Regions from separate parts of the Homo sapiens genome. Here region 2 is linked to region 1. Evidence: chromatin loops called from intact Hi-C (ENCODE). Cell type or tissue: CD4-positive, alpha-beta T cell. All regions are shown on one strand. Each heading gives the region's core, and the rest is flanking DNA. Links, peaks and the distances in the headings are about the cores only. Region 1 overlaps TTC21B (tetratricopeptide repeat domain 21B). Region 2 has its middle 61 kb from the start of SLC38A11.

Region 1 (10,417 bases), core at 1,964-6,963:
GTATTTTATAGATTATTTTATCAGTTCCTCTAGCTTTGCTTTGGTAATCATTTCTTTCTAAGGCTCTCCATTAATTCCTCAATTTCATCCTTAAGATTGTCATTGCATCTAACACCCTCAATGTGCCTGGCCAAATAAACAATGTATTTCACTTTTTCAGTTGTCAGAAAACCCTTAAAATCATGCTCATGGCCAGGCGCAGTGGCTCACACCTGTAATCCCAACACTTTGGGAGGCCGAGGTGGGCAAATCACCTGAGGTCAGGAGTTCGAAACTAGCCTGGCCAACATGGTGAAACTCCGTCTCTACTAAAAATACAAAAATTAGCCGGGCATGGTGGCGGGCGCCTGTAATCCCAGCAACTCAGGAGGCTGAGGCAGGAGAATTGCTTGAACCCGAGAGGTGGAGGTTGCAGTGAGCCGAGATCACACCACTGCACTGCAGCCTGGTTGACGGAGTGAGACTCTGTCTCAAAAAAAAAAAAAAAAAAATCGTGCTCATGCTCTTTCCATAGAATTCAGGGTTGAATATTGTCACTATAAGAGGCACCAGGATGAATGATGAATGGATAATTTGCTTGACTGCAGTAATCATTTATAAATAAATATATATACACACACACACATATATCTACACACCCACATCTACACACCGACATCATTTTGTATATCTTAAATATATACGAGGAAAAAAAGAAACACACTAGGAACAACTGAGATCCAATGAGAGAAGAAACTACTCATGTTTCACCCTTCATACCTATTCTCAGGTTATAGGACAGTCATTAGACTGTGTAGAATGTTTGCATTCTCTCGCTGTCTCTCCTGATTGCATATAGTTGAGTTCTAATAAGTTTGGCAGGTGTAGTGCAGCTGCAGTGCACATTTTCTTTCCCCTTCTTAGGTCTTTATTTCCTCTGAAATTTTTGTACCAGGTCATGTATCAAGTTTCTTCCAGTGTTAAAATTCTGTGATTATAATATAGTGAATGCTTACATTAAAAAATGCTAATATTTTGTGGTATTCTAAGGTTTTAAAAACCATTTCACAAGTATTTTATATGATTTTTAAAATTATACTAAGAGTTAGAGGGAGGAGTTGTTATTCCTGTTTTAGCGATGAGGAAACCTGAAAATGACAGCTCAAGCCACTTGCGTAAGATCCCAAAGCTAGTCAAGAAACCACAAACCAAAACTGAAATCTTGACTAGTTCCCATGTAAGTATGTTTGGCATGACATCTTAAAAATTGCTTTACTTTTTGAATGTCACAAACCCTTTTAGTTCATTTTAGAATTTGTTGGTAATGACATTAAGTTTACCTCTCTGAAACTTCTTATTTTTGTCTAAAATCTGAGATGTGAGATTCTGCCATAGGCCCTGCCCATGTGTGCCTGTGTGCATGTGTGTGTGTGTAGAGATATATATATACACACCTATATAGACATACATATATATACACACACATATATAAACATACACACATATATATATGCAGTCATGTGTCGCTTAACAATGGAAATCTTCTGAGATATGCATCATTAGACAATTTCATCATTGTGTGAACATCTTAGAGTATACTTACACAAACCTAGGTGGTAGATCCTACTACACACCTGGGCTATCTGGTATAGCCTATTGCTCCTAGGCTACATACCTGTACAGCATGTTACTGTCATGAATGCTATAAGCAATGTGTGTATGTAAACATAGAAAAGGTACAGCAAAAATACAGTATAAAAATCTTTGGGACCACCATCATGTATGTGGTCTGTTGTTAATGAAACATCATCATGCAGTGCCTGACTATATATAAAATAGTGTGAATTTTAGATCATTTCTATTTCTTTCTTTTTACTACCATCTGATAATGTTAGCCAGTAATTCTTTTCAAACATTTAAAATTTTAAACATTTGTTTTGGTACTTTTATTAGAGCTGAAGAGCACTATTTACACTTCTTATTTCATATTTTTAAGAGGTAGAGTGAGATATTTTTTATTACACATTATTTTACATTGCATTATATCTTGTTTACTGCGTGCACAGCTGCTGTTACTTTTCTTGTCTTCTTAGTTTTCTCATTTTTATAGCATGTTACAAGAGAACAACATCCATTAAGAGGAATGTGTTAAATATTCTTCTAATTGTTGATAGTAGAAGTGTGGCATTTCACTATCAGTAATTGTGATAATTCTTACCAGTCATTGATGACTAATCTGCCTTCCTCTGTGTCGCTCTCCTATGTGCTCTGTCTTCTCACCATACTCCAAGTTCATTAACTCCCTGTGTGTCCTACCACTGGCCTTAATCCATGCAGTTTCCTCTGTCTGAGAGTGTCCTTGATTCCCACCCTAGCCTAGTTTATGCCTCATTCTTCAGATTTCAGACATCTCTTGATACCCTTCAGGTTCTTTATGGTAACTCACTTGGCCTGGATCTTTCTTTCATAACATTTATCTCAGTTTTGAAATTATTTACTCATGCAATTATTTTAAAATGTACTTTTTCTCCTAATAGAATGCAAACCTCATAACTGTAGGCATCAGTTTGCCTGTGTAAGTGCTAAATAAATCTGTACTGTATAAATGAATGGCTGTGTTGTCATTTACTGCCCTATGATGAGTTTTTACTATAACCTGAAATAAATGAGACTTTTCTAGTAAGTTATAGAAACCACACTTGTGGGATGGCAGCTTTCTAACCTATCAATGTATTCACTGTGGTCCTTTTTTCCAACTCCACTTTCTTTTCTTCTTACACTTCTTTTGTGTCACTCTGTCTTCTATTATCACACAACTTCTCTGTATAGCGTAGTTTGGTTGTTCATTCACCAGCCTCCCTTACCATTCTCTAGTGAGTAAGCAAAGAGAGGAGGAGGCAAGGAAAAGTAATAGTAGCAGTGTACTCCATCATTCTGTTTTATGGTTTTTGTCTTAACAGGATACAAACTGGCATTTAATTACTTAAAAGCAAAAAGATATGTGGATTCAATTGACATATGTCACCAGGTAAACACTTAAATTTAGATTTCTTAAAATTTTTCAGATGCACAATTTCCTACTTTTTTAAATCTCCAGATGTATGTGAATAGAAATAGAGGATACATTATTTTAGTTAAATGATTTATCAGTATGTTTAGGGAGATTATCAGTGTTCGAAATTTAGAAAATGATGTTCACCTAAATAAAAAACATGTTTTTACTTTGAGATCAAATAATAAAATGTTTATGTCAATTTAAAGACAAAGACCACTGAAGAGTACATATTAAACAATAAACCATAAAATATTTACATGTATGGAAAGGAGTAGGATTAAAGAGGTGGAGTAAAAGAGACTTTTACTTTAAAAAAAAAAAAAGACAAAGACCAGTGGGAGAAACATGTTAAATAAAATGTAGTCTTTAAGTTAGAAGATATTTGAAGACAGTATAGATTCTCCAGATCATTATTCTGATTAGAAGTTCTTGTGAATGTGTCTGAATCTGGTTATTAGAGAATTCAGACTGATCAATTAGAGATAAAAAGGAATTCTATTAGAAGTCATTCAATTGCATTCTGTAATTCATCCCCTAGTAAATGATCACCTACTAAAATGACAAATATTTAAATTACAGTTTTAGAATTTGTAGAGTCTCTTTATATATACATTGTCCCATTGATATTCCATATAAGACATTCTATTAAACATTGTAAGGACCTCCAAGAAAAGTTCATTAGAAAAGAATTTTGTAATGCCCCTTATCCCACACAGCAATCTGTTAGCATCATTACAGTAAATACTTGGCCTTAGTAATTGCTGTTGATTACTGAGTCTCTGTAAAGCAGTATTTCAGTCAGGTTAGGGTTGTGTGTTAATGTAAGGCTATATATTAGGATCATTTTTGGAGTTAAAAAAAAAAACTAGCATCTCCCCACTCTTAGACTCAGTAGAACTAGAAATACGTATGTCTCAAGATCATTTCAGGTAAAGCTAATGTGTGCTGCTGTATAAAAGTCACTCTCTAAGGGTTTATCAGATATTATGAATGAAAAGCTAAATTACAAAAATATTTTAAATCATTGATACATAATTGTTTTATACAATTCATCTATTAGGTAAGCAGTTGTTTGTTATATTTTCTGCATTTGATATTTACATTCTATTGTTCTCATCTAACTACCATTAATATAAAGGAGTCATCATGTTACATTTAAAATGCCACCATTAAAAAGTGTTATAGCTGTTGTAGTATTAGTACAAGGAAATCTTAACTGTAATGCTCATTTCTTATAAGTTTTGTAACTCCGTAGTTTTTGATTATTAGTTACAAGTTTTTATGGGTTCTTTATTTGTTTTGCAGGTTCTTGAAGCACATCCAACTTATCCAAAAATCAGAAAGGATATACTTGATAAGGCCCGTGCGTCTTTAAGACCTTGAAAATAATTTTAACTTAGGTGTTGGTTTAACAGGAAATGAAAGAAATCTAACTTTCAGTTCTTCCTGTTCAAAACAGGTTTGAGCTCAGTGCTTTGTTATTAGAAGTATACCCTTTTTTCTCCAGCAGAGGTTGCTGCTGTACATCAAGAGAAGTACTATGTGAAATTGGTGTTTCCTAATGGAGTTGAATGAGAGCTGGTCTATTTGACTCTGTTTTGATTGGGTACAGATTTGGTGACTCTGTGGTAAAGACTATAATTATTTCTATAAAGAATATTTTGTTAAAATCTAGGTAATTAAATACCCTGTATCTTTTCTAAGGAATATTATTTCAGGAAATATATTTAAAATGCATTGTTCTCTTTTAAAGTGTTTTTGTTATATTCTTTTATTTATTTATTTATTTTTAAAGACAGAGCCTTGATCTGCCGCCCAGGCTGGAGTGCAGTGGCACGATCTTGGCTCACTGCAACCTCCGCCTCCTGGGTTTACGCGATTCTCCTGCTTCAGCCTCCCGAGTAGCTGGGACTAAAGGCATGTGCCATCACACCCGGCTAATTTTTTGTATTTTTAGTAGAGATGGGATTTCACCGTGTTAGCCAGGAGGGGCTTGATCTCTTGACCTTGTGATCCACCTGCCTCGGCCTCCCAAAGTGCTGGGATTACAGGCATGAGCCACCGCACCCAGCCTGTTTTTGTTGTATTCTGTGTTGTTTCAAAAATTGGAATAAATCTCCCTGTAAATAACTCATGAAAAAGACAATATATATATTTTAAATATATATTTTAATAAAGGTTTTATAAATAGATGATTTATATTCCTCTTGGAACTCAAAAGATGTGGTAAGTTTTGCAAATCAGGGTAAGCTCCCCCTGCATTCTGTAATGTTAATGGGTGGTGGTATAGTACAGAAAATGTAACTTTCATTGAAAAATCTTTTTTAGAAAAGGGTAGAGTGTGTGTTTCCCTTTCCTTTCTTGAGCTCATTCTTCCTGCTTTCAAGGCCATTGTGGTCTTAAGAAATAATCAGGTCCTGAAACCTCAATTTAAATAGGTCCCTTATTAGGGATATTTAACCTTAGCCTAGAAGACTTGGTCTGCAGGTATAATTTCAGACACTGTAACATTTGATGGTAAAGGGTGACCAAATACTTTTGGTCAGCAGGGAGTCACAAAGCACACCATGTGAAGGCAACGGTTTACCCAGCTCTGTTTAACAGCACCCTGGCATAGAAGCTTTCACTCTCTTACACTAAATTTAACCTAATCTAAACTTAATCCTTAGCATTATTTTTAATTTCTCATCTACATCTTTTTCAATTTTCCTTAAAATTGTAGTAAACACAGTCCTCAATTTTATTTGCATTTACAATAAACAGTATTTATAAGTCATTTGCTGCTTTTTATTAAATGTCCTGTGTTTGTTTTGAACTCCATTCTCTTGTTTCTGATCATTTCTCCCATTTTTCAAAATCCCTTTAATTTCAATTACGTTATAAAATTCCAATTATTCTTCTTTTCACTTAGCAAAACAGTTTTTTGTGGGGTTTTTTGTTGTTGTTGTTCTTTGAGACAGAGTCTTACTCTGTAGCCCAGGCTGGAGTGCAGTGGTGCGATCTTGGCCCACTGCAACCTCTACCTCCTGGGTTCAAGCAATTCTCCTGCGTCAGCTTCTTGAGTAGCTGGGACTAAAGGCACACGCCACCACGCCTGGCTAATTTTTGTATCTGCAGTAGAGATGGGGTTTCGCCATGTTGGCTAGGCTGGTCTCGAACTTCTGGCCTCAAGTAATCTGGCCGCCTTGTCACCTAGCTTTTATTTATGGCATTTCATAGAATGTTTAATAATAGAATTTATAAGTCACTTCATATATGTTAAAATACTTTCATATTCCTTACATTTGATCTTCACAAACCTAAAATGCCGGCATTATTATCCCTGTTTTACAAATCTGGAATCGTGAAACATTACCTCTTTTTCTTTAATTCAGGTGGAGAAATATCTTTCAGCCTGAGTGGACATTTTTAAGGACAATGCTATGGACTGAATGTTTGTGTACCCCAAACTTCGTATGTTGACATCCTAGTCTTTAATGTGATAGTATTGGGAAGTGAAGCTTTAGGAAATAATTAGGTCATAAGGCTGAAGCCCTTGCGAGTGCGATTAGTGCCCTTAAAAAGAGGATCCCAGAGAGTTCTCTAGCTATCTTTCTACCATGTGAGGACAAAATAAGAAGTCAACTATTTGCAACCCAAAAGAGGGTCCTCACCAGAACCTGGTGGTGCTGGAACCGTGATCTCAGACTTCCAGCCTCCAGAACTGTGAGAAACAGATTTCTTTTGTTGATAAGCCCACCAGTTTATGATATTTTATTATTGCAGCCGGAGCTGACTCAGGCAGAAATCACATTAACAGAATGCCTTTAGTAGTTCCAGTGAACTTGTGTCATGGGATGCTGGAATCATGGAAATTGGATAGAGAAATAGAGCATCTGTTCTCTCAGCAAGACATTTCCAAATCAGTTTTCCTATCTGTAAGAGGAGAGGAAGGTTTTGTTTTTGTTTCTTAAGCAGCCATTTATTTTGCACCTGCCATTTGTTAGATGCTATTTTAGGGACTTTCCTTACTTTATGTCTTTTAATTTTCAGTCAGCTATTAAGAGAAATAATATTCCCACTTTTCAGATAAGAAAGGTGAGACCTGGACTAAATGATTTGCCCAGGGTCACAGAGAAAAGTGTCAGAACCTGAATTCCATACTGGCCCAGTCAACTTCAAAGCCTCTGCCTTATTTATTATATTAAGATGCCTTCTATAACTAAGAGATAATGTTTCTGTAAGAAGAAGTGATCTTTTCTACATCTGGCTAGCAGAAGAAACTGGTGTATCACAGAGATAGCTAAATAATGAAGAACAAGATGGACTGAGTGGAATGAACAGCTGTTACAAATGTAGAAACTATTAAAGAGCAGTCTAATTGAGGAGCACTATAGTGTAGCAGTCAAGAGCATGGATCTGAAATCAGACCAGCCTGGATTTAAGTTTTGGCTCTACCATTACCTAGATGTTTCATCTTTCTCCAAGTTACACACTCTCAGCCTCAGTTTTCTCACCCATAAACAAGCATATAAGGATAATAACCTGCCTCAGGTTGTAAGGATTAAAGGGAACTTATATAAAACCTATAATGAATCTGACTCACTAGGCTCTTAATAGTAGCTCCTCTTATAAGCAGAACAGGGCAAAGTAGTAATTGCAACTGAGAAGAGAAAATGCAGTTCAAAGCAAGATTAAAAGGATGAGTAAAGTCCCCTAGAGAGCTCAGCCCTACAGGATTTGAGATTCTCATTCATTCACACCTTCCCTCCTTCCTTCCCTTCTAATTTTTGTTCAACTACTTCCCTCTTTTCCTCTCTCTCTACCCACCAACCATTATGCTAGACTCCACATGCAGCATCTCATTTTATCCACCTGGAGCTTGCTTTTGCCCTACTCTCCTCAGTGGAGAATTCTCTTCCTCCTGTCCCTCCCTTCACCCCCGCTTCCTGTCTCTGAGCTTCCTTCTCCAGGTTTGCTCCTTTCCATCAGGTATCACTTTATCACCACCTCCTCAAAGAGGCCGTGTTCATGTCCAGGCCCACAATCTCAAGTAGCCATCCTGTGATTCTGTATCATATTATCCTTTTTAAACTCTATGCAGCATTTACTACCTCTGATGTTTTTTCTTCTTTAAGGATTTGATTGCCTTATGTGACAAGCCCAAGATCTGTGACAGTTGGAGCTCAAACTAGGCAGTCTTGATTCCAGACTGCTCTGAACTAGTATTTGAAGGAACTAATGAACATGACATGTTAAATGAAAGTTTGGGGACGTACACTCAGGATGGAAGCAGGGGGACACAACAGAAATGAAAGAATTTTCTGTAGATCTGGGATCTGGACACCTGCCCCCCGTCATGGTAAGGACACAGTTGTAAGTTTAATGTACTTTTGACCTTAATTCAGCTAGTATGGTGAACTGGGTCCAAGAGGAAATATCTTTCTTCCCCAGAAGTCAAGAACCTAGAGCAAATCTGGAAGGCTTTTATGCATGGACAGCTGAGGAAGCAAGTTGAACTTTGCACTAGAGTAGAAGTAGATAATGGAATCACTATGGAAACCAAAAGACCAATTAAGAATCTGACAGGAGCTATCCTAGTTTGCGACTGGAGATGACAAGTGAATAGCTTTAAAATAGGATCATACAACAGCGTTCATGCTGACAGATTTTTTTAGAAGCAAGGTTGGCAAAGGTGCAAGGAAACCACCGCATTCAGACCGCTGCTCATCGAAGTGTAGCACAGCCTTCCTGAAGGGAATAACTTATAAACAGCAAAAAGCAAGTTCGAGAAGGCTGTTCTCTAAAAACAGCACAAAATAAGAGTCTCTCGTTTAACCAAGTGATCCCACGTAGAGAAATTTATCACAGGAAATATTCCGAAATTTCTCAAAGGTTTCCAATTTTAAAAATTGTAACTGAATTTTTTGCTGCTTTTGGTTATCAAAACATCCAACATGAGGTTGTCACATATGTAAGATTTGACCAATAATATAGTAGTAGGTAGTAATTGAAAACTATTTCAAGGATTTATTTATGTATTTAATTTTTTTGGCTCATGCCTATAATCCCAACACTTTGGGAGGCCGAGGCAGGCAGATTGCCTGAGCTCAGGAGTTCGCAACCAGCCTGGGCAACACGGGGATCCTCGTCTCTACTAAAATACAAAAAATTAGCTGGACATGGTGGTGTGCACCTGTAGTGCCAGCTACTCGGGAGGCTGAGGCAGGAGAATTGCTTGAACCTGGCAGGTGGAGGTTGCAGTGAACCGAGATCACGCCACTGCACTCCAGCCTGGGCAACAGTGAGATTCCGTCTAAAAAAAAAAAAAAAAAAGAAAAAAAAAATTTTTGAAAGATTTTAACTGCTAAAATGCTCACAAAATAAGTGAATAAAGAGGAAAATGTAACTGTTCAAATAATAATATATCCATTTGCCAAAACTATAGATGCATATAAGAATACACAAAACTAGATGAAACCCAGTTGTTAACATAGTTATATCTGAGTGATGAAATATTTATTTACCATTGTAAAAGTTAACTGGAATTAACATATATTCTACAATAAAAAAAGTTTTTTGTTGTTTTTTAGAGAATAGCCTTCTCAAACTTGCTTTTTGCTGTTTAAAGTTATTTTTCTGAACACAGACGAAGAGAAGAAGCTAAACAAAAGCTGACATTTCAACTCTCAATACCACACTTTACTATTAATTGTTAATGCAAAATGCAATCTATATTACTTCGATGGCCAGCGATAGAGATTCAGGAAGTGAAAGATGGAAATAAAAGCCAGAAAGTAGTAGTAGGAGTGGTAACAGAAGTGGTACTAGAACGTAAGAGTTCCAGAGGGGATGTGTAAGAGCATAGTCCTGCAATTACATAAAGGATTGAGAGCAAACCCAGTCCTCTGTAATTTTAGTCCATTATTCCATTAACAGAGTTTTAATGATGATTCTACCAAATATAATAAATTAAAAACCAGTGGAAATATCTGAAATCCTGCAGAGCCTCCACGTGTGGTCGTGCAGTGTGTGCACTGCACAGAGTGACCCAGCCAAGGGCACAGGAGATGGAGGCAGAAATCCTCCAAGTCTTACCACTCTGCAACTGCATCTCCATGCAGGAGGACTCCCTTTTCTAATTTGAATACAACTTTCTCATAGGCTATTGGAAGCCCTGCGAATGGAAGGAGAGGAACTAGAGTCAGTATAGAAAAGTTTTTAGAAATAAGGCTGAGGGTGAAGAGTGATGTGTCCATAAGGGTGTGAGAAGTCTGTCTTTTAAGGTAAGAGCTACTTGGGCATCTATGGAGAAAAAAAAAAGCCAGTAAATATTGAAGGTACAAGAAAGAGAGGAGGGGAAAACCTGAGTAGAAAAATGGTGGCATCCAGGGGGTGCACAAT
Region 2 (10,417 bases), core at 3,588-8,587, 860 kb after region 1:
TCACTTCTCATCTCCGTGTGTGATGGGTCATATTAGGTGTCAACTTGACTAGATCAAGGAATGCCTAGCTGGTTGATGAAGCATTGTTTCTGGGTGTGTCTGCAAGGGTGTTGACAGAGGAGATTATCATTTGAGTCAGTGGGCTGGAACAGAAAGACCCACCCTCAATGTGGATGGGCACCATCCAGTTGGCTGCCAGTACAGCTAGAACAAAACACGTGGAAGAAGGGGGATACGTAGCTTGCTTGCTGAGTCTGCTCCCTCTCTCTTCCCATGCTGGGCAGCTGGGCAGAACTCTTGGCTTCCTCTCCTGCTGCCCTTGGATATCAGACTACATGTTTTAGGGCCTTTGGACTCTGGGGCTTGCACCAGCAACCTTCCAGGGGCTCAAGGGTCTTCAACCTCAGACTGAGGGCTACACTGACAGCTTCCCTGGTTTTGAGGCTTTTAGACTTGGATTGAGCCACTCTACCAGCTTCTCTCTTTCCCCAGCTTTCAGAGGGCCTATTGAGGTTACTCTGCTTTACAATCATGTGAGCCAATTCTTCCTAATAAACTCCCCTTATATATATATGAAATATATATGAATACACATATATATGTTAAAATATACATATATATTATATATATGTGATACACACACATACACAGGGAACACTGACTAATTCATCATTTTCCTAACAAAGATGGTTTGCCCTTCCCTAAGATCCCAGAGAATCATGTGCAACTTTTATTATTGCATGAGTAACATTGTATTAAAGGTACTCATTTATAAATCTGTTGTCCTTTTCAGAAAGTGTGTTCCTTTATGGACAGGGACTACATCTAACTTGTCATTTTTCTTAAAGTACTTTGCAAATGATGAGGTAGCAGTTATTTTTAGTTTTATCTGCTTAGTACTCCTTGCAGTCAATACCACTGCCATTCTTGTTCCACTGCTCTTCCCTTTTGAACATGTGAAACTGCCATTTCTTTCCTTTCTCTGCTTTCATGGCCACAGGATTTAGTATTTCAGTAGGTATGTGACTCAAGATTACCTTCTGGGTCCTTTTCTGTAATATAAATATTGGTAAATTAGAAGTCCTTCCTTTCTTTTTAACTAGGAAGATATGATCCAGGAAGCTGCTAGAAGTTCTGGGTACGGACACAGAGATAAAGATAGTTTAAGAGGATGAAGCATAATGAGAGAAGTACAAATGAGAGTGTAAGACAAAGTGTGCTGCTGGCTTTCCAGACCCTGGTTTGGGGTGTTCAGCTCTACCATGAACAATTCCTTTTTTGCTTAAGCTGGTTCAAGTTAGAATTCTATCACTATCAAAATGGGCTAACTAATAGAGATGGAAATCCACAAATGTAAGTTGAATGACAGAAGAAAGAACGAGAGAGAGAGAAAGAAAGAGAGAGAGAGAGAAAGAAAGAAAGGAGGGAGGGAGGGAGGGAGGGAGGGCAGGAAGGGAAGGAAGGAAGGTTAAAACTTAAGTGTGTCAGGAAATTCTTTCAACCTCATTAAACCCACTCAAGATCCAAAGTTTGTGGACTTCTTTTTTTTTTTTTTTTTTTTTGAGATGGAGTCTCCCTCTGTTGCCCAGGCTGGAGTGCAGTGGCGAGATCTCAGTTCACTACAAGCTCCGCCTCCCAGGTTCACGCCATTCTCCTGCCTGGGCCTCCCATGTAACTGGGACTACAGGCACCCGCCACCACACCTGGTTAATTTTTTTTTTTTTTTTTTTTTTTTTTTTTGGCGACAGAGTCTCGCTCTGTCGCCCAGGCTGGAGTGCAGTGGCATGATCTTGGCTCACTACGTGATCCTCCTGGGCTCAAGTGATATTTTCACCTCAGTCTCCCAAACTGCTGGGACTATAGGCGTGAGCCACTGCACCTGGCCTATTTTGGATATTTGTCCCCTCTAAATCTCATGTTGAAATGTAATCTCCAATGTTGGAGGTGAGGCCTAGTGGGAGGTGTTTCGATCCTGGGGGTGGAACCCTCATAAATGGTGTGGTGCCCTGCCCACATTAATGAGTGAGTTCTCCTCTATTACTTCACACAAGAGCTGGCCATTTAAAAGTGTGGCACTCCTCTTCTCTCTCTCTTGCTCCCTCTCTTGCCATGTGACATGCCTGCTCCACTTCGCCTTCCACCATGACTGGAAGCTTCCTGAGACCTTATCAGAAGCAGATGCTGGTGCCATGCTTCTTGTACAGTCTGAAGAACCATGAGCCAAAATAAAGCTCTTTGATTTATAAGTTACTCAGCCTCAGATATTCCTTTACAGCAACACAACATGGACTAATAGAAGTGGCAATCATGTGTCAGACCTTCTCCAGAATTAAATTTGAAAAAAAAAAAAAACACATTGTTATAAATTCAGGGATCTACTATGTAAATCATACAATAATAATTAGAACAGAATTTTTAAACTCCATAGTAAGGTATCTGTACATTTCTCAAGTTATTTATACATTCAAGACTTTCAGAATTAAAAAGAGACTGATACAACATGGCTATATGAATTTAGTCACTAGCTTCCAAAAATCTGTGACATTATTACAAGATGAGAAAATAAAAGTGAATTGCCAATTTTGCTGTCTAAATTGACCAACAATTTAAAAGGTTAAAAGATTAAATACACAAAGCTCTTAGTGTCTAAAGGACATTTTGCAGTTCTGAGAAAGATAATTATTCTATATTGGTTTTTGAAAGCTTAGAGTCTAGCAAATTATGTATAGGTTTTTCAGATATATACAAACAGTATGACCTATCTACACTTTGTTTAAAAAAAACTATATTCATTAAATATTGGCCCTTCTTACTGACCACTCATTATATTTTATCATTATGTAAAATGCAGTAAGAGCAATACGCTAGGTGCCGGACAGAGCTGCAGATCCAAAGTAATTTTTTAAATGGAAATTAATTCAGCAGTCTAGGGAAATACTATTACAAGCAATGCCCTGCTGAATCTCATTAAATCAATTTGGAAAGACATATAGTTGGAAAGGTAAAAATAAATCAATAAGATTAAAAAGGAAGTCTATGCTTTACAGAAAAGAGAGAGAAAGAGAGGAGTTATATTATCTGGTTGTTAAGTGACAGGATTTAAGTAGGACTGATTTGTCTCCCTTATAGGGAAAAGCAGTTTTCAGGACTAGAGCAAAATACTGTTTGCACATGGCCCAGTTTGTACAAACTGCATTTCCCTCGGCAAGACTTCACTCCATCTTTAAAAATGGAGATGAGCTTCCACCAGAGGAGCTATTGCCTAGCAACAAGATGCTAAGAAGGCGAAGGCGAGCTGAGTCCTCTCTATAAAGAGCTCCCTCTCCCTCTCTCTACCACACTGCAATGATTTCCAGTGCAGACTGATGCCCTTGAGGGAGTCACCTTAACGACCAGAAAGCTATAGGAAAAGAATTTTGCTAAGATCACGATAAAGTCTAAGCTTCTTTTGTTTTTCAGCAGACATTCGATGCTCACTCCTCTCTGTGCTTAGCCCTACACAAAGCATTTTCACAAACGTGTTTTTATTTCCTTTAAGCCCCTAGCTGTCACCAGTATTGAGTCATATGACTGACTAGCTGACTAGCTATAGACCTAAGATCTATCTGGTCTTACCTGAGATTGTCAAATGTTTGCTGAGAAGCACTGATGTCCATCATCTTTGCTATTGCCTCAAATGTTAAACTCCTACCCCTACGCTAAAATAGGCAGGGTGGCAAATCCTCTTTTAACCTCTTTTTCACAGTTTGAATAGTTCTCTGCTCCTCCTATTCCCCACTCCCACCATCTTGATAAAGATTCTAAGTATTTATTGTTTGTTTTTTAACGGGCTTCTACTAAGCACATAGTACTAAGTACTAGAGACAAAATTAGGAACAAGACATAGTTCCCATAGGAGCCTACAGAGGACCATAGGAGTAAACAGGAGAAGCACAGAATGGCCAAGAAAATCGAGAAGCAGTGGAGAAGGCTGCCCAGAGATGGCACCTGTACCCTGAGACCTGCAGTACCCACAGAAGTCAGTCTTGCAAAAGGATGGGCGTGGCTGGAAAGTGGCCTGGGATGATGGTAGGGAAAATAACATTCTGGGCAGAGAGAACAAAGGCAGTGCTAAGTGACAGGGAGCCTGAAGCCTAGGGAATATGTTACTTTCTATGCTGTAATTCAATAGTAATAATTTTTTCACAATATCCAAATTGACTCACTACCTTTTTATTGCCACCTAGGATACAGCCAAAGACCGTTCACAAATATGATACAAAAGCTATTGTTATTTCATCAGTGTTTTATTCAAACTGCATTTAATCAAAATGTGCTTCCGTATGTTTCAAAATGGCATCAGGGCTTGGACTACGCTCAAAACAATAATTCTTAAGTATATAGGACAATATAATAACGTGATTACTAAACAAATCTGTTGTCAAATTGTAACGACCGAAGAAAAATTAGAAAACGTATTCTGGGCAAACCAGATACAACTCTTGCAAAAGTCTGTATTCACATGTTCTTACCTATTTTTAGATACAGGTCTGATTCTTTTTTTAAAAGAACAGAGTAGGCAAATCAATAGACTAGGATTGTTTAAGGAGATACAAACAACGTGTGATTTAATTTTTGAAGAGGTGTTCTGAAAACACTACGCCCAAAATTTGAGCTTCGGGCTCTTCTGATTTGCTATTCAGGGGCTTCTACGCTGCCTCTCTGCTGCCCTCACGTGAAATGACAGTGTGTAGCAGCGCAGAAAATACCTTAAAAACAAACTCAGGACGACCTCAACGTAGAACTATGAAAAGGGAGAGATGGCGTGATGAGCACAAGCCTTTCTCACAGATTCCAGGAATCTGGATTTGTTGTGACTCAATCACTGTGCAGATGGGTTTCTACTGAATAATATTTTCAGGACTTGTTTCAAAGACAGGAGAGTTTTTTCAACATCAGAAGAGAGCTCAAAATGTATATTTAGAAAGAGGAAGGATGGAGAAGCAGGATTTAATTGGCTAATTAAGTCTCCAACTTGTACAATTACAGAACAATATTGCTCAGCCAAGAACTAAACCTTGCTACATTTTTTTCACCTTAGAAGTGTTACACCATTCTCTTGCTAGTGGAATGATGCACATCAGGGACTTCATCTAACCTTCCTTGTTTACTGAAGCTAAATATACCTACTTCCTTTAAAAGTAAGCTTAAAAAACCAACTTGTATTTCATACAAAATATAGAAGAAAATTTCCATTTTTGAGCTAACTTTTCCAGACTGCCCTTCAAATATGCCAATCCTTTCTTTTTTAAAAAATTCTTTTCCATGCCTTCGAGATTGTAGTCACTAAGTAGTCTCACAGCTTCATACTCACACTTCTATAGACAATTTGCAAATGGCTTCTCAGCCTCTTATACATTCAACAAACTTTGAATGTCTCCTCACAATTTGAAAATAAAAAGATATTTCCTTCTGTCCTGAAACCTGCTTCCATCCTGATTTTCCTATATTCTCTATAGTCTCATCATTTTTCCAGGCTTACCACTCAAAAGTTATTTTCTAATCTTTTTTTCTCTTTCCTCCATATTCACTTTCCAGCTAGTCAATGCTGGGAACCTTGCCATGAATTTACAATACATTGGAGGTTCCTGGAAAAGTAGAGGCTTAATACAGATTTACAGCATGTGTGACTTGATGGATGAATGCAAAGGAACAGAGAGATATTTCATAAGTAATCATAACTTTGAACAAAGGCTAAGAGGGTAAGTGTGCTATAACAGCGAAATGGAATCTAATTCAGGGCAAGAGTACAAAAAGGATAGGCTTCCATGATGAAGTGATTTTAGACCAATGTCTATAAGACAAGAAATTGGTAACTAATAAAAAGGAAGAGGAAAGCATTCCAGGCAGAGGGAATGGTCTGTTCTAAAATGCTGAGGTAAGAAGGAACTTGACATTATCATAAAACTGCCATATGGGCAGGGAGCATAAAGAATTGGCCAGAGTGGAGTGCTAGACAAAGTTTTTCTTTCCCTTGTTAAAATATTTATAATTTGTTCTGTTTCATTCTTAATTGAATTTGAATGTCTTGTAACAGGAAATACATATACCACAGGCCTCATCATATTCTATAGTTTTATGAGCAGGTGGATCATTCGTTCATGCAAACTGCCTGTTTCCATAAGTATTCAAGGTTAAAATTATGTCTTAGGGTCCAAGTGATGAGATTTTATCCTAACAGCAAAGAAAGCCATGGAAGAGTTTTAACAGGGAAGTGACACATTCTGATTTGAGTTTATAAAATACAGTAAAATTCTTTCCGAACACAGTAGGTGTAGTCCAGAATTTTTCACTACCATTAAATGTAGTGTTTGGTTATGGTGAGGTTAACTAAGTGACCTGGATGAGCCTACAAGAACAACAGGTTGTGAGTTATGGGAGTCCAGAAGAGCTGTCCAAATTCCTGCCAGTCAGGGTCTGCGTGCTGGCTTCAGCCTGGCGCCACCTAGTGGCAACTGTTCATTCCAGGTTAAATATTGGTAGATTGGTAGGGATGATTCTGGGCTCTGTGGCTGGGATTTCCAAGATCATAGTAGCAATACTGGGGATCTCTTGTTTTGTTGGTACTATGTAGGGAAATTGGACTGGAAGAACACTGGTGGAATAGAACTTCCTCATCCATTTCCCAAGACAGAAATTTCTGAAGTTTCCTCAATGGGGCTTGCCTTCCCCTCTTTGCCCCCCTACCCTCAATCTCCCAGCAAAGCATAAGAACTTTAGTTCACTCCTATCTGGAAATGGGAAAAGGATGGGAAATAGCAACTAGTCACAAATCAAATTATATCCAAGTTATCTTAATTACTGGTGGTGTTATGGTCTTTTAAGGTAACAGTGCAGCTGTCATGAAGAACATGGATTGTAGGTGGAAGAGAGGCTGTTTAGTTAGCAAAGCATTAGGAAGCAATCGCAATAGCTCAAATGAGAAATGGAAGTCTTTTTAGACTAAGGTGGTAGCAGCAGAAATGAGTTTAAGATCCAGTTTTAAGATATTTAGGAAGCAAACCCAGCTTCATTCTGTGATTGATTGGAAATTGGGGAATAGAGAAGGAAAGTGTTGAGGAAGATCCGTGATTGCCCAGGTTTCTAACATGAAAAAATAGGCAGGTGGTGGTTTTGTTGGTTGAAATAGTTGAGAGGAAGAAACTTTGAGGAAAAAAATCATGAGCTCAGTTGTTTTGAGCATGTTGCATGTGAAGTCCTATAAGATGTTGTATATTCATTGGTTAAACAAATGGATGTGCATATCTAGAGCTGAAACACAGTGATGTGGCTGGAGATGCAAATTTGTTACCTATGGCTAAAGAGATGGTAGCTAAAGTGGTTATATAAAGATGGATTTGGGGGAAAATAGGGTTGATTAAGAAAAAAAGCATGACTAGGACTCAAGAATGAGGAAAATGAAGAGAACATAGTATTATAGAAGTCAGAAGAAGAAAGTTTCTAAACAGAATGGGTAGCAAACTGTACTGAAAGCCATTCAAAGGTCAGGCAAGTCAGGATAGAACCATCTGACTTATTGATCTGGACAGCATTGGTGACCTTAGCAGGCATAGTTGTGTGGAGGAAGTGAAAGTAAAAACCAGAACAGAGTAATTTTCTGATTTATTTAAAAAACCATCATTCTCAGCAAACTAACACAAGAAGAGAAAACCAAACACTGCATGTTCTCACTCATAAGTGGGAGTTGAACAGTGAGAACACATGGACACAGGAAGGGGAACATCACACACTGGGGCCTGTCAGGGGGTGGGGGGGTTAGGGGAGGGATAGCATTAGGAGAAGTAATACCTAATGCAGATGACAGGTTGATGGATGCAGCAAACCACCATGGCACATGTATACCTATGTAACAAGCCTGCACATTCTGCACATGTATCCCAGAACCTAAAGTATAATTAAAAAAAGGTAAAAAAAATCATGAAATGCAAAATGTTTGATTGTATATAACTGAAGAGCTGTAAGCAGCAAGCCTAGATACTTCTTTCAAAAAGCTTAACTTTTGTTTTTAAAATGGCAGAGATTTCAGAATATTTAAAGGGTCCACAATGAGGGAGAAAGTCAGCATAGAGGTTAGAGAAAAGATTCAAAGTGTAATAATATTCTTGAGCAAGTGAGAAAGGATGACATTCAGAACATAGGAGAGATAAGTCTTTGATTGGAGTAGGAAGAGTCTACTATTGCAGTCAGAGGAAAAAAGGGGTACAGATGACCAGAGTCTCAGAGATGCTGTGCTTGGCAGTCCAGAGCATTCCTGTGTGATGGCGTCTATTGATTCTTTACAATGTCTTCATTCCCACTGCCCTGAATATTTTGGGTTTAGACTATTTTCTTCACCTCTTATCTGCTCACCTTCCATCTGGACTCTCTTCCAAATCAAATCAAATCCACAACATTCAGCACAGTTTGATAAATAAAACATCATCAAGAATTAATTTAATAATGTCATATCTCCACTTAAACATCTTCAGTGACTACAGAGAAGGATACTGAAGAAGAAGCACTGAATAATGAGTTAGAAACAGGCCAAAATGGAATATGTGGACTTAGCTGAGGTTTGGAGTCATCTAAATTCCTTCATCTTCTGTTCCTGTTTAGGCAAACTTTTTTTTCTTTATACATCCTTACTTCCCTGAGCTGATGACACGTATGTCATGACATATCATCAATCTTCAAGATTCACTTATTTTCTTATTTCTTTTATAAGTTACACTGATGACTCCTCATACATAGAGAAGTCCTGAACCACCCATTTGGTTCATTTCATGTATTAATTTATATTGGAATTGAATTTCCCATGGCTTTGCCCAAAGCCTTCAAAGACAGTCACCACATTTCTATTGTTTGTTATATATAAGAGAACCTAGAAGAATACCTTTTTTTATTTTTATTTTTTATTTTATTTATTTTTTTTGAGACAGAGTCTCGCTCTCTTGCCGAGGCTGGAGTGCAGTGGCATGAGCTCGGCTCACTGCAAGCTCCGCCTCCCGGGTTCACACCATTCTCCTGCCTCAGCCTCCCGAGTAGCTGGGACTACAGGCGCCCGCCATCACGCCCGGCTAATTTTTTGTATTTTTAGTAGAGACAGGGTTTCACCATGTTAGCCAAGATGGTCTCGATCTCCTGACCTCGTGATCCGCCTGCCTCGGTCTCCCAAAGTGCTGGGATTACAGGCATAAGCCACCACGCCCAGCCAGAAGAGCACCTTTTGTATTACACATGCATAAGAATACATGTAATATTTTGCAATAGTCACAAAGATAGGAAAACAGAAAACAAAACAAGAAGTCTACAAGAAATTACTTCTGCAACATCATTGTTTTAAACCTCACAGCCATATTTCTATAGGAATGTTCAATGCATATTGCCTAATTCACTCCATGCATCTTTTGAGTATGTTTCCTCTTTGAGAGTCAGAAGAATTAAATTGAGTTTAGTCGTAGTTTGGTTCTAATAAATTGTTTGACCTTAGGCAAGTCACTTCCCCTCTGGGCCCCAGGGTTTTCACTTGCACTAGAAGGGGAATTGTCTATGAAACTCTCATTTTTCCTCTAGTTTCTGATTCCATATTTTTTTAATGATTCTGATTGAATAGGCATTTTATATTGTAGAGATGGTTTCCATAGGGTAATGGTCCTAGAATTTAGCATTTTTTTCTTTGCATTGACTATAAAAGTAAAAAAAAAAAAAAAGTGCTGAGTGATGCTTTCATTTTGGCCCTGAGCCATTTTGTCCTTATTGAGGAAATCCTATTTCCACCTTTAGACTATTGGACATGACATGGTGAAACCACAATACTCTCAACTCCTTGCTAAGGAGTGATGTTTGATGGTGATTATACAGATAGTCCCACAGTATTACCTAACAGGAAAGAAATCTGCTTTTAGATTAGGCTCTAAGGAAAAAGCAATTCTTCCCACACAATCATAATAATGATAATGATAATATCCCTATCATTGGATAGCAAATAATGACTAAAAATGAAATAAATTATTTCATTCCTCCAACTTGTAACAATTTATATTTGTATAAGATAATCAACTAATATTTTATAGAATTTTTTGAAAATAGCACCACTTTCAATAAAATAAATTGATAAGACTCAGTTTAATCATTGAATGAATGAATGAAATCATGCAGAATTAGAAAGAGCTAAGCCCTATTCATCAATAAATATTGAAACAAAGACCAGGATTAGTAATTCTGTGGTCAGAAATTAAAGCCCTCAACCAAGGCAGCAACGTCCCAGCTGAGAGTGAGTAACACACAGAGCAGCTCAGAAGCACCTGAAGGAAGAAAGTCAGTCTCAGAGTGACAAACATAACAATGGCCCCCTCAAAGATGTCCACAGCCTAATTCCTGGAAACTGAGACTGTGTTAC

What was found. A loop is a pair of places that touch in the nucleus more often than their neighbours do. Peaks named below come from ENCODE experiments on the same cell type or tissue, not always from the same donor. Only the 100,000 strongest peaks of a DNase experiment are listed, where the experiment ranks them.
Region 2: a loop joins it to region 1, with 20 times the contacts of the local background. A loop is called at or near these places in 12 of 110 quality-filtered maps.

What each region holds. Positions count from the first base shown.
Region 1 is chr2:165,868,755-165,879,171 of GRCh38, reverse strand. TTC21B (tetratricopeptide repeat domain 21B) reads left to right here. Exons shown (of 29, transcript NM_024753.5): 28 at 2,940-3,007; 29 at 4,340-5,810. The coding sequence ends at 4,417. LOC100506124 (a long non-coding RNA gene) reads left to right here and starts at 7,231. Exons shown (of 4, transcript NR_045375.2): 1 at 7,231-8,375. RefSeq lists an enhancer at 4,419-4,618. In CD4-positive, alpha-beta T cell, for the core only: CTCF peaks have their summits at 4,398 and 4,598; a DNase peak (open chromatin) is centred at 4,541.
Region 2 is chr2:165,011,292-165,021,708 of GRCh38, reverse strand. No RefSeq gene overlaps it. Among named protein-coding and RNA genes, the nearest start is that of SLC38A11, 61 kb to the right of the region's middle. In CD4-positive, alpha-beta T cell, for the core only: CTCF peaks have their summits at 6,262 and 6,466 (motif pointing left); a DNase peak (open chromatin) is centred at 6,468.